Regions from separate parts of the Homo sapiens genome. Here region 2 is linked to region 1. A link is a loop called in an ENCODE intact Hi-C map of the cell type or tissue named here. Cell type or tissue: Caco-2. All regions are shown on one strand. Each heading gives the region's core, and the rest is flanking DNA. Links, peaks and the distances in the headings are about the cores only. Region 1 overlaps LOC105369506 (a long non-coding RNA gene). Region 2 overlaps LOC105369506 (a long non-coding RNA gene).

Region 1 (5,376 bases), core at 90-5,089:
ATGCCTTTAAGAATCTTTTAAAAAAGTTATTCATTATACTTAGTTGTTTTCAACATGAGGATCATCCAAACAATGTAGCCTGCCTTATCATCAGAAAAAGAAGTTGATTTTAAGTACAGCTGGAAACCACTGAAGGTATTACACAGAAGAATGATTTTATCCAATTTACTTTTTAAAAATTATGATATGGAGAATGGAGTGGAGGAGGCAAGAGTGAAATCGGTAGGCTTAATGAAAGAGTATTGAGTAATCTAGGCGAGCAGGTTGGTTTGAGCTGGGTTGTGGCAGTGAAGAGGGAGCAAAATAGGTAGGTTTAGTTATATTTTGTAGATTAGAATAGAAAGGACTTGTGGATAATTGGATGTTAGATAAGGAGATGGAGTCATTCACAATAACTCCCAGTTTTTGTGTTAAACAACCATTTGAATGATGGTGCCATTGAGAGGCTGCCATGATATGAGGATAGAGCAGATGGTGTGGGTTTGATTCAGGGTTGTTTGTGTGTGTGTGCACACTTATGTTAAGTGTTTATGTATATGTAGAAATAAAATTCAGTTATAAGCTTGTAATGCTTAAGATTCATATGAGATATCCAAGTATCACCATCAATAGTGATTATTTGTGGCTGATGAGATTAGGGGGAATTTTCTATTTTTCCACATTTTGACAGATAAACATATATTTTATTTGTTTTTAAGGAAAAAAATGTTGTTTTAAAATAGAGGAAGCCCCTGTATACTACAGAAATTATAATTCCTTTTGAAAACTTGAAATTGATCATCTTTATATTAACATTCCCATCTGTTTCCACTTCTGTATATTGTTTGTGTGTATCCACCATACTGTAAATTACTTTAGTGTCTGTCAGAGACCATGTCTGATTTATTTCTTATCACTTTTCTCTAGTATCTACCACATTGCAGTGCACATGGTAGATGCTTAATAAATGCTGAGTAAATGAAAGCTTTTACAGATTAAAGATACTCCATAGCTAGTTTTTCATTGAATTATGGATTAGACTGCCCATAAGGATGTTGCAATCACAAACCAACATATTTTTCCATTCAGAGTACCCAAAACTATACCAGCAGAACCTACTTTTTCACGTTAAACCCAGCAAAACCAAGGTGGAGGCTGAACTTTGGAGACTCACTCACATCCCTTCCACTTGAGTCCTAGTTGGGCTCTCTTTTCCCAAAGGCAGCAACAAACTGAGCACTGCAGGAACACCTAACCAGCCCAGGCAGGCTTCAGTGGCACTAACCTTAATGCATTAGCTTGCCTACAGCTTTGCAAAAGCACAGATGGTATGAGAAACCTCTCGCTGCTATGGACCCCCAGACATACCACGGGCCTCCCTTCTACCATAATAAGCTTCCTCACTCTCCCACAACAGCAGACTGTATAATGATGACATTTCACTCAGCAAACCCTGGAAGAGCATGGGGTTTGTTTCTTCTTGTTTTATTGTTGTAACTACTGCATAAGTATAAACCTTCTTAGAAATCCTCAGAGTGTAAAGCCTGAGACAGAGCAATCTCTCTGGAGCCAGCAGGCTCCTCACTCATCAATTATGCACATGCTGGTGTCATTCTCAGGGCTGGACTATGGAAAAGCCAAATAGCATAGACAGGTATTTAAAAGTCAAATTCTCCTAGACTCTCGATGGGGTCGAAAGCAAGATGTACAATGCAAGCCAGAAAGTGACAAAAATGCTCTGGTTTCCATAACTCTCTTCACCTCTCCTAGAGTTTCCCTCTCTAGCTATAACCCCACCAGTGTAAAGATTGGGAGATTTTTCAGTGTTCCTGCCAAGCAATGCCTAGTGCCCATCCTGCTTCAATGCTCTTGTTCTGGCAGCTTCCCAGAGGGCCTGTGCCAAAGTCACAGGCTGTCTGGAGAGAACACCCAGCTGGCCACCCTGAGGAACACCACCACAGAGACGCTGAGTCAGGCCCAGCCAAGCAACAGCAGCTGTTGCAATGAGACTTTGGGGAGTGGAGGCCGCCTAGTGCTCTGTGTTAGCAAGGCACTGAACAGCATCTGCAAACCGCAAAAAGCCAATGCATAATGCAGAAGTGCATGCTCCACTTTCTACCTCTTTCTTCATTGTTCTCCCAGGAAATGTAAAATAGATAGCTTGGCCATGGTTTCTGCCTACAGTCATGTCCTTAAATACTCCTGTCTATGGCATTATTTTCCTATACCCAGGCATCTTTGGAGAGTCAAGGCAATGCATACTACAATGGAGCTTAAGCATGATAGCAGGAAAAAGAGTGGTTGGTTTTCAAGTAATTGGTTCTTCAGGCCTCATTTTCTATATTCTGAGATCCCTGAACAAAAGGCACTAGAGGTAATGGTGAGGCTGAGTAAAGAGAGGAGGTTCTGGTGCTGCTGGAGCTCTGGGTCTGCCATACCTTGACCTAGGCACTAGGCACCAAAACCCTAGCCTCCACTCCTTTGCTGCTCCCCTTAGACTTCTATCCAAAGCTCCCAGAGCTCAATTGAAAGCAGCAGGCAAAAAGTCAAATACTTCATTAAAAGCAGCAAGAGACTCTATTGTAAACCTGCAGCTTTTGCCCATCAAAGATGAGACACTGGGATCCAAATCGGTTCTGGTTTCAATCAGAGATCAGATACTGAAGAGATAGCTTGTGGTGTGTATCTTTTCAATGTGCTGCAGAAAGCCCTTCTGTTTCTCCTGTTTTTACCTTATTTTTATACCCTATAGAGACCCTCAAGAACTGCTGCTCATAATACATACATACACACACACACACACACACCCACCCTCATTATGCTAAGCTAGGGAGAAGCCGAGAAAACACTTCAAAAGGTAAGCAACGGTTTGAGTTTCAGGTTTATTGAATTCCCGGAAATGCTGTCTCTCCTCCTGAGAAAGGTTAGTGTTTGGAAACAACTTTAATCTGGCTAAAGAAAAGGGAAAGAGGGAGGAAAAGACAGGGAGAGAGAGCGCTGGCTGAGGGAAGAGATGGAGAGAAAGAGAGAGGGAATTGTTAATTTCAATTGATTTTCTGATAAGGTTTCATATCCTGAAGTGTGCTTCAAATCTGAGAAGTGACATCTGCTGAGATCGCCCGTCAGTGTCTGAATTCTCCTGAATGTAATTAGATCTGAGACAAGATAGAAGACTCAGTACGGTGGCCCTTAGGGAGGAAATGGTCTTTGAAAAGAATTATGTTAATCAGACTAGCCTTCTTCTTGCATCTGTTCTGCTGTTATTCTGGGTAAAATTAATAGGTCTAAGGAAGGATCTGATCATAATGACAATCTGGTCTTCACAGCAGGTGGTTTTATAAAGGAGTTGAACTGTGCCTTGTTGAGAACACTTAAAGTAATTAGTTACAGGGCTACTCACTTTCTTTCCTTTTTAATAATAATAATGGTTATTAATGTTTACAAATTAAAGAGTCTTACTCTAGATGAAAGGAATGCTGAAACGGAGACTCGGGAGTAGACGCCTGTACCTTTATGCCTCCTGCTGGGGTTGAAGATCCTACAGCAAACCCCCCTTTTTTGTGGATTGTACTCCCTTTTTCACCTCCCCCCAAACCCATCCCTTCCCTCTTCGCTCCCCGGAGCACCGCTAGAAACAAAGTGCTTAGAGCTTACAGTGGGGAGGAGTCAGCAGAGCTCAGGGCAGAGGCTGTGAAGTAGGTGCTCAGTAAATATTTGCTGGGAGGATGGAAGAAAGAGATGTAGAAAGCAAGAAAGACTAGAAGTAAAAAAGAAAAGAAGAAGAAGAAAAAGGAAAATAACAAAAGGAGGAAGAAAGACTGGAAGTTAAAAGGAAAAAAAAGAAGGAAGAGAGAGAAAAAGGAAGAAAGGAAAGAAGGAAGAGGAAGAAAGGAAAAGCATTCTTATTGCCTTACTAGAAGGTGTAACTTCAAAGGAGGGGCAAGGGTTGATGTTATAATTTGTGTTCAGTTCTCTTCTCTGTAAGTCTATAAACCAGGGTGGGCAAACTGACAGCCAGTGGGCTAAGTTCTGCCCACCCCTTGTTTTGGTAAATAAAGGGGGATTTTTGGCCTATAGGTTTACATATTGTCTATAGCTGTTTTCACACCTACACCTGCATAGCCTGTATGGCTGTCCCAAGCCCAAAAATTTACATGTGGCCTTTCACAGAAAAAGTTTGCTGATCTCTGTTATCATCTCTTGAGATAATTTGATGTTAGGATACCCTCAGTGGGACTGACCTTTCAGAATAGAACTGCATGATGTTCAGAGACATGTAGTCTCTCTTAGGTGTGTAGGCAGTGGGGTAGGGCGAGGAAGGAGGGACGAAAGAGGGTGAATTGTTTTTTGTTTTGTTTTCTTTTCTTTTCTTTTTGAGATGGAATCTCACTTTGTCACCCAGGCAGGAGTGCAGTGGCATGATCTCGGCTCACTGCAACCTCCACCTCCTGGGATCAAGCAATTCTTGTGCCTCAGCCTCCAGATTAGCTGGGATTACAGGTGCACGTCACCGTGCCAGGCTAATTTTTGTATTTTTGGTAGAGACGGGATTTCACCATGTTGGCTAGGCTGGTCTCGAACTCGTGACCTCAGGTGATCCACCCACCTCAGCCTCCCAAAGTGCTGGGATTACAGGTGTGAGCCACCACACCCGGCTGGAGGGTGAACTGTTAAACTTCTGTCTTCTCCGTCTGAGAACACGTCCCAAGAGGTCGAGATGCCGTGTGTCTGGCCCATGTCCACAGGGCTGAAGGGGGCTGCAGAGGGGGCAAGATTGAAAACTGAAGACCTACTTTGTCTCCTAACAAATTGTCACCACTCAATTTAATGTGTATGTACAACTGACAATGCAGAGTGATAAAAGAGTGACATAAAGAGAAGACTTAGGTCCAAGATCTTCCTCATACTGACTCTGTCATCCTAGCCAAACCATTCAACATAGGTCCAGTCTTCTGAGCTTATCTTCTGTCTTGTGAAATGGAGAGGAAAGTTATATGACTTTATAGCTTTAATGTGTTAGATAAGCAAAGTGTTTCAAATACATTGAAAGCAAAATAGTTTTAAGCAAACAGTTATTACATAATAGTGATAATAGTAATTTTGTAATAATATGATGGACCTGGATAAGCCACTGTTTGTGTGCTGTGAAAGGGCAGACTATGGTCTCCTGAGATCTGGCTCTAACAGAAGATCCTATGTCTAACAGGCATTTTTGATAAAGCTGAGTGTGCTGAGGCATCTTGAAACTATAAGACAATGAACCCTAAATCCAGTGGCATAAAACTATGAGCATTAATTTCTTGCTCACACATCTGACAGGCAGCTGGAGTTTAGTCGATCTAGAACCGGCTCAGCTGCGCTTAGCTACAAGTTGCAGATCTGGTTCAATGAGGATGT
Region 2 (5,376 bases), core at 124-5,123, 72 kb before region 1:
TATTTCTCTTTCCAAAGATAGCGTGAACAGCTTAAACAAAGGATATCTAAGATAAGATAACTAAGTAGAAAACAAAAAGGGAAGTTGGGAATGGAGAAAAAGGGAGTTAACCAATATATTAATCCAAAAGATTAATTAACACATTCGTGGTAATTAGTACAGACTCTGATTGGAGCTTCCTAGTAGCTAAAGCAAAAAAGGAAACTATCCCCTATTCTTAGGGGATTAAAAAAAAAAGTTCTGATTCTAAATCCTGAGAATAACTTCCCATGTGGCACTTCATTTAGGAGACATTGGGTGATAGGCAACGTTTTCAATAATACTGCTTAATATTCAATATCTTACATGTAATATGTGATGTTCTGGGTGTCTAGGGTTTTGGAACAGTGCTAGCTTCTTTGAAGGGTTAATTTGCCCATGTAGGACTCAAATAGTGACCTCAGCTTTATTAGGACACTATTCAGGCCAACCCAGCTCACTGAATCAAGCAGAGAAGAGGGAAACGCCATGGACACCAACACCACATCTGACTCCCCAGCAAGGTCCTTTGGAAGAAGTACCCCTACGTTTTGTCCCTCTGAAAACAGGCCCATCTTTTCTACCCTGCCCCACTGATGTGCTTGGCTCATGGAGACAGTCATCAGACAGAAAGCGGGGTTCAGCACTCTGAGGACAGAGGCAGGCTTCAGGCTCATCCCCTGGAAATCGTCTCAGCATAGTCTGTCTCTCTTCATCAGAGCATTATTGAACCAGACCTTGTTTTCATCCCTTTTCTCCTGGCATTCCAGGATCTTATTTTTGGAGGGCATGCATGAAAATATTCTTTTCAGCCTTCTCTACTACTCAAAGTAGAATACATCCTTGTGTGGTTGAGAGGATTTGAAGGCACTGGGGTATGAAGGCAGAGGAACAGGTGAGATGATCTCAGTGCACTAACCCTGATGTCTGTTCCTTAAGGGGAGCCAGGCTTCCACTCAAACACAGGCCCACAGGGAAGCATGCTCCTACCAAAGAGGATTCTTTAGTGTACAACTTCCTCTGTTCTCATCCTAGGCTCCTTCAATGGACTCCAAGACAGAGCCTTGGGTTCAGTCAGGGGCAAGCCCATGCCCTACACAACCCACTCCCACCCCCCCCCCACCCCATTCTGGGCACTCATAGCTCTTCCTCTGGGTCTCTCCATCTCCAGACCAACTCAAACAGCTGTGTCTTTAAGATGCTTCCAGATAAGAACCCCCCGCCCCTTTGCCCTTGACTCAACAAAGTTTGCATTCAAGATCCTTCTAAAGAATGACCTTCTTTCTTTTCTTGTGTTCCTGTCTGCAATACTTGCCCCCCACTTCTGGGCTTGGCTTCTCACCCCAGGACCCTGGATTTCTCTCTGCACTTTGGACTAGTTCTTTGTTCCTCTTCATGTCATCCACTGGTATGATGGTTAATTTTATGTGTCAGCTTGACTAGGACACAGGGTACCCAGACATTTGACTAAACATTATTTCTGGGTGTGTCTGTGGGATTGTTTACAGATAAGATTAGCATTTGAATCGGGACTGAGTAAAGTAGATTGCCTTCCCCAGTGGGGGTGAGGATTATCCTATCTGTTGAGGGCCTAAGTAGAACAAAAGGTGGAAGAAGGGAGAATTTCTTCTCTCTGCCTGACTGAGTTTAGACATCTCTTGTCTGCTCCTATCCTCAGACTGAAACTTACACCATTCACTCTCCTGATTCTCAGGCCTTTGGGTTTCGTCTGGACTACATCATCAACTTTCCTGGGTCTCCAGCTTAAGACGGCAGATCGCATGACTTCTCAGCCTCCATAATCATGAGAGCTAATTTCCTCACCCATCTCTCTCTCTACGGCCCTCAGTTGGCCTACCAAAGTGAGGCAGGTAATGCCTCTACTGCTCTTGAAACTGCTTCCCGGAAACTGATCAAAACGTGAAGCTCAGCAGTTTCTCTCCTTACTGACCAAACCCTGCAGAAGCCCCAGCACTATTGTACCAGAGCATGTTCCATGTTTCTGAGTTTCAGTCTGGGGCTGTTTGCACGCTGTGGCAGCTGCCACCTGTTCACTATCACTAAGGGCAGAGAGAAGGCACAACATGGAAATGCAGAGAAAAAGAACATTTGTAAAACCTGCCCTTGACTATTGTTACTCCAGGTGTACTCTCCATTTCCATCTAAAGTCCTGCAAAACTTCTTGTTTAGTCCTTCGGACACAGTTGTTTCTTTTCATTGTGATTTCAGTGGAGAATCTGAAAAAGGCCGTTGTGAAGCAAGATGTGAAGGAGGCGGCTGCTAGTCATGATTTTCCTGAACCAAACTGCATACAGCGTATTTGGTTATCCGCCGGGACGGTAACCCTGGCAGCCACTCCTTGTGTGTCCTTCGGAGGAGGGCTCCTTACATTCTCCATGGCTTCATTAATAAACTGGCTGGAGGCTCATTTTGTGTATGAGGACGTAATGAGACTGCGCATGCCGAGTGTTGTGGCGTGGTCCTTGTCCCACTGAAAGGTGCTCCCTGGAGGTCAGCCTCATTTCTCCTTCCCCCTTTCGCCCTTTCCCTTTTTCCTTCCCCATCTCTTGCTTTTTCCCTTCTTGACTCAAGCCCGAGCTCCTGCAAGGCGTGGAGAGAAGCCTGCGCTGCCAGTTGCAGTAGGAGCATCATCTCCAAAGGGGGCGCTCTAACATCAGGAAACAGGCCTTCAGGGACCTTGACTGTGTCTATGAGGACTGTGCGCTGGTACCTATGGCTGGACATTTAAAAAATGGCTTTTCTGAAATCTTTGCCTTGATATGCTATCAATTTTTCCAGATGCCTTTTCAATATCTGTCTACAGAACTGTATGAAATTATAGTAAGTCCTACAGCTGGGGGGATGACGATATGACAGACATCTCTGGCTTGGATGAAAGAAGCTGGCGACATACTTCTGGCAGTGGGTCCGCTCTGGGGGACTGCCAAGCTGCAAGCCTCCCAAATAGGGGACGCTGGGTGCACCTAAGTGGGAAGCTACCTGCACCTCTTGTCGCTGTCTTCCTTCCTCCAGGTCCGCCTTCAGGCAGGAGGCAGATCTAGGCCGTACGCTTTTAGGCAGCACAGGGTGAGAGGCTGGCCAGGGTTTGCCTCCCTCTGCTAGACAGACCCCAGGGCCTTCAAGGTGGGACGAGGAGAGAATAAGGCCCTGAATAGCTTTTGTTAAGCTCTCCTGGACTGGAGAAAGCAGTTGTTAGGGGGGGCAAGAGGACAACACCTTTTCTAGAAATTAGAAACCTCAACTCATCAGCCTGTTGAGTGGTAGGAGGGAGGATCTTGCATCTCCAAAGGGCTCCTGACCACTCATCTCATTCCATTTATTACCTTTCAGGGTGCACAGGGCACAGGGAGCACATTCCACTGAGTTCTTGAGAAAAAGGATATGAGAAAGGTGAATAGCGCCTGGCATGTAGGTGTCCCCCACGTGGGAATGAGTGAGTGAACGCAAGCATCTGAAACAAACTGAAAGCCTCCCTTCCTGTGGGGGTTTTCCCCTCTTTAATTTATACAGATAAAAGGCTTATTTAATAGAGGGCTCTGAAGGCTGGGAAGTTCAAGGTCATGGCCCTGACTTCTGGCCAGGGCTTTTGCACTGCCTCATAACATGGCAAAGAAGGTCAAAGGGTGGTAGATACTTGCTAAGAGGTAAAACTCCAGCAGCCTTCTGGAAGAAAAGAAAAAACAAAAAAACGAAAAAAAAAAACAAAAAAACCCAGCCACTCTCAGGGGAATGAATCTGTTCCTGTGGGAACTAATCCAGTCTGGCCACAGTGAGAATGCAATTCATTACTGCAAGGATGGCACAGTGCCACTCACAAGGCATCAGCTGCTATGACCCAAACACCTCTCCTGTGGGTCTTTATCTCTCTCCATGGGAGGACCTGGGCATTAAAAGGGAGGATCTGCTAGGAGACAGCTTGGGAGGGCCAGAAGTGCTCCTGTGTCTGCAGAGGCCTGGGGAGGATGAGGGTGGCTGCACAGCAGCCTCAGGGATTATGGGGAGTGCTGCATCCTCTGATCCAGCGGCCCCCGTGTCCGGGCACAGGAGAGCCCACGAGGAGCAAGGTCCCAGGCATGTGTTACAACAACCTGCGGGTTGCTATTTAACAGCACTTGTCATCTTGTCCGTTTTGTCCACCTGCCAAGCCTGTTTCCACCGAGCTCTCCAGAGTGGGAGGCTGCTGAGGCTCCCATCTGCGGCTGATAACAGACGGCCTTGCCTTGCGTGAAGCGCAGGAAGTTAAGAAGCTTTTCTTTGCTGTTGTGGAGAGACCTCTGGCTCGAGGCAGTGCTCTCCGAGGGCAGCGGAGATACTGTCAATTACAAGCCTGTCCTTCAAGGCTCGGGGCTGGGCTGCGACAGGCTGTCTGCAGTTGGATGTGTGCGCACATCTGGGAGAAGCCTTCGTGCTGGGAGCCCAGTGGGGTTTGGCACTGGGTGGGCCTGGGTGTTCCCTTTTTCCTTAACTCATTGTAAAGTAATCTGTCAAGATGACATCACCTTAGGGGAAAATTACATCCTATCAAGGTGATCCTGTTTAAGTGGGAGTCTATCTAATATATCTATCATATTAGTATGTCTGCCCCGATTATGCATACCTCTGACACCCTACCCCAGAGATTCCCACACTTGTTTGGTTCAGAGCATTGTTAGTCTATCAGTAGTTTTTCATGGTACCCTCATGACAAAAGAACTAACAGCTGCATTTTTTCAAATAGCTAGGGTCAAACAACTTTATAAGTATTAATGTCCCAATAACTTAATAGCCATTTGAAAACATTATGAACTGAAAGAAAAAACATTTTTATTTTATTCCTAAACAATAATTATGTACGAATGGGCTGTGTGCACCTGTTGGGCACTGCACAACTTCTCAAATGTTGGACACCAACACTTTGTTTCACAATGATTTTTATGAAGGACTTGCTTCTTATCGCAGCAACCACAGAAAACACACCTTCAAAAAGATATGACCTAACAGACAGGAAATCGTGAGATCTAATGTTGAAACTGTAAACTACTTTGAGTTAGTAATTTGCTCAATGTTTAGTGGAAGTTGAGTAGCTTTGTGTCTCTCTTCAAAAATTAACATATACTACAGGAATGTGAGTTCACTATGGTGACCCAGGATACCTTGTTACATGATTTGGGGACTGTAGCCCTACTCTATGCATTTATTGTATATTCTCATGTTTAAGGAAATGGGGTGAACTAGAAGCCTGGTTGGGAGCAAAGAATGAGGAGATAAAAACTGCTGAGCTTAACCTACATCTTAACATTCTCAGGGCACATTCTCAGGTTGTGCTCTTTCCTAGTAAGAGTCATGAAGCTGGAGTCT

The links. Hi-C counts contacts between places; a loop is a spot of excess contacts. Peaks named below come from ENCODE experiments on the same cell type or tissue, not always from the same donor. Only the 100,000 strongest peaks of a DNase experiment are listed, where the experiment ranks them.
Region 2: it touches region 1 in a loop (6-fold over the local background); 2 of 110 quality-filtered maps call a loop at or near these places.

The regions. Positions count from the first base shown.
Region 1 is chr11:114,844,646-114,850,021 of GRCh38, forward strand. All of the region lies in intron 1 of LOC105369506 (a long non-coding RNA gene), which reads right to left. Among named protein-coding and RNA genes, the nearest start is that of NXPE2, 170 kb to the left of the region's middle. RefSeq lists an enhancer at 2,150-2,649. In Caco-2, for the core only: no CTCF peak of the experiment used is centred there; a DNase peak (open chromatin) is centred at 1,966.
Region 2 is chr11:114,772,151-114,777,526 of GRCh38, forward strand. It overlaps LOC105369506 (a long non-coding RNA gene), which reads right to left. Exons shown (of 3, transcript XR_948042.3): 3 at 4,821-5,376. It also overlaps a transcript of NXPE2 not described here. Among named protein-coding and RNA genes, the nearest start is that of NXPE2, 96 kb to the left of the region's middle. In Caco-2, for the core only: a CTCF peak has its summit at 2,685; DNase peaks (open chromatin) are centred at 2,681 and 4,302.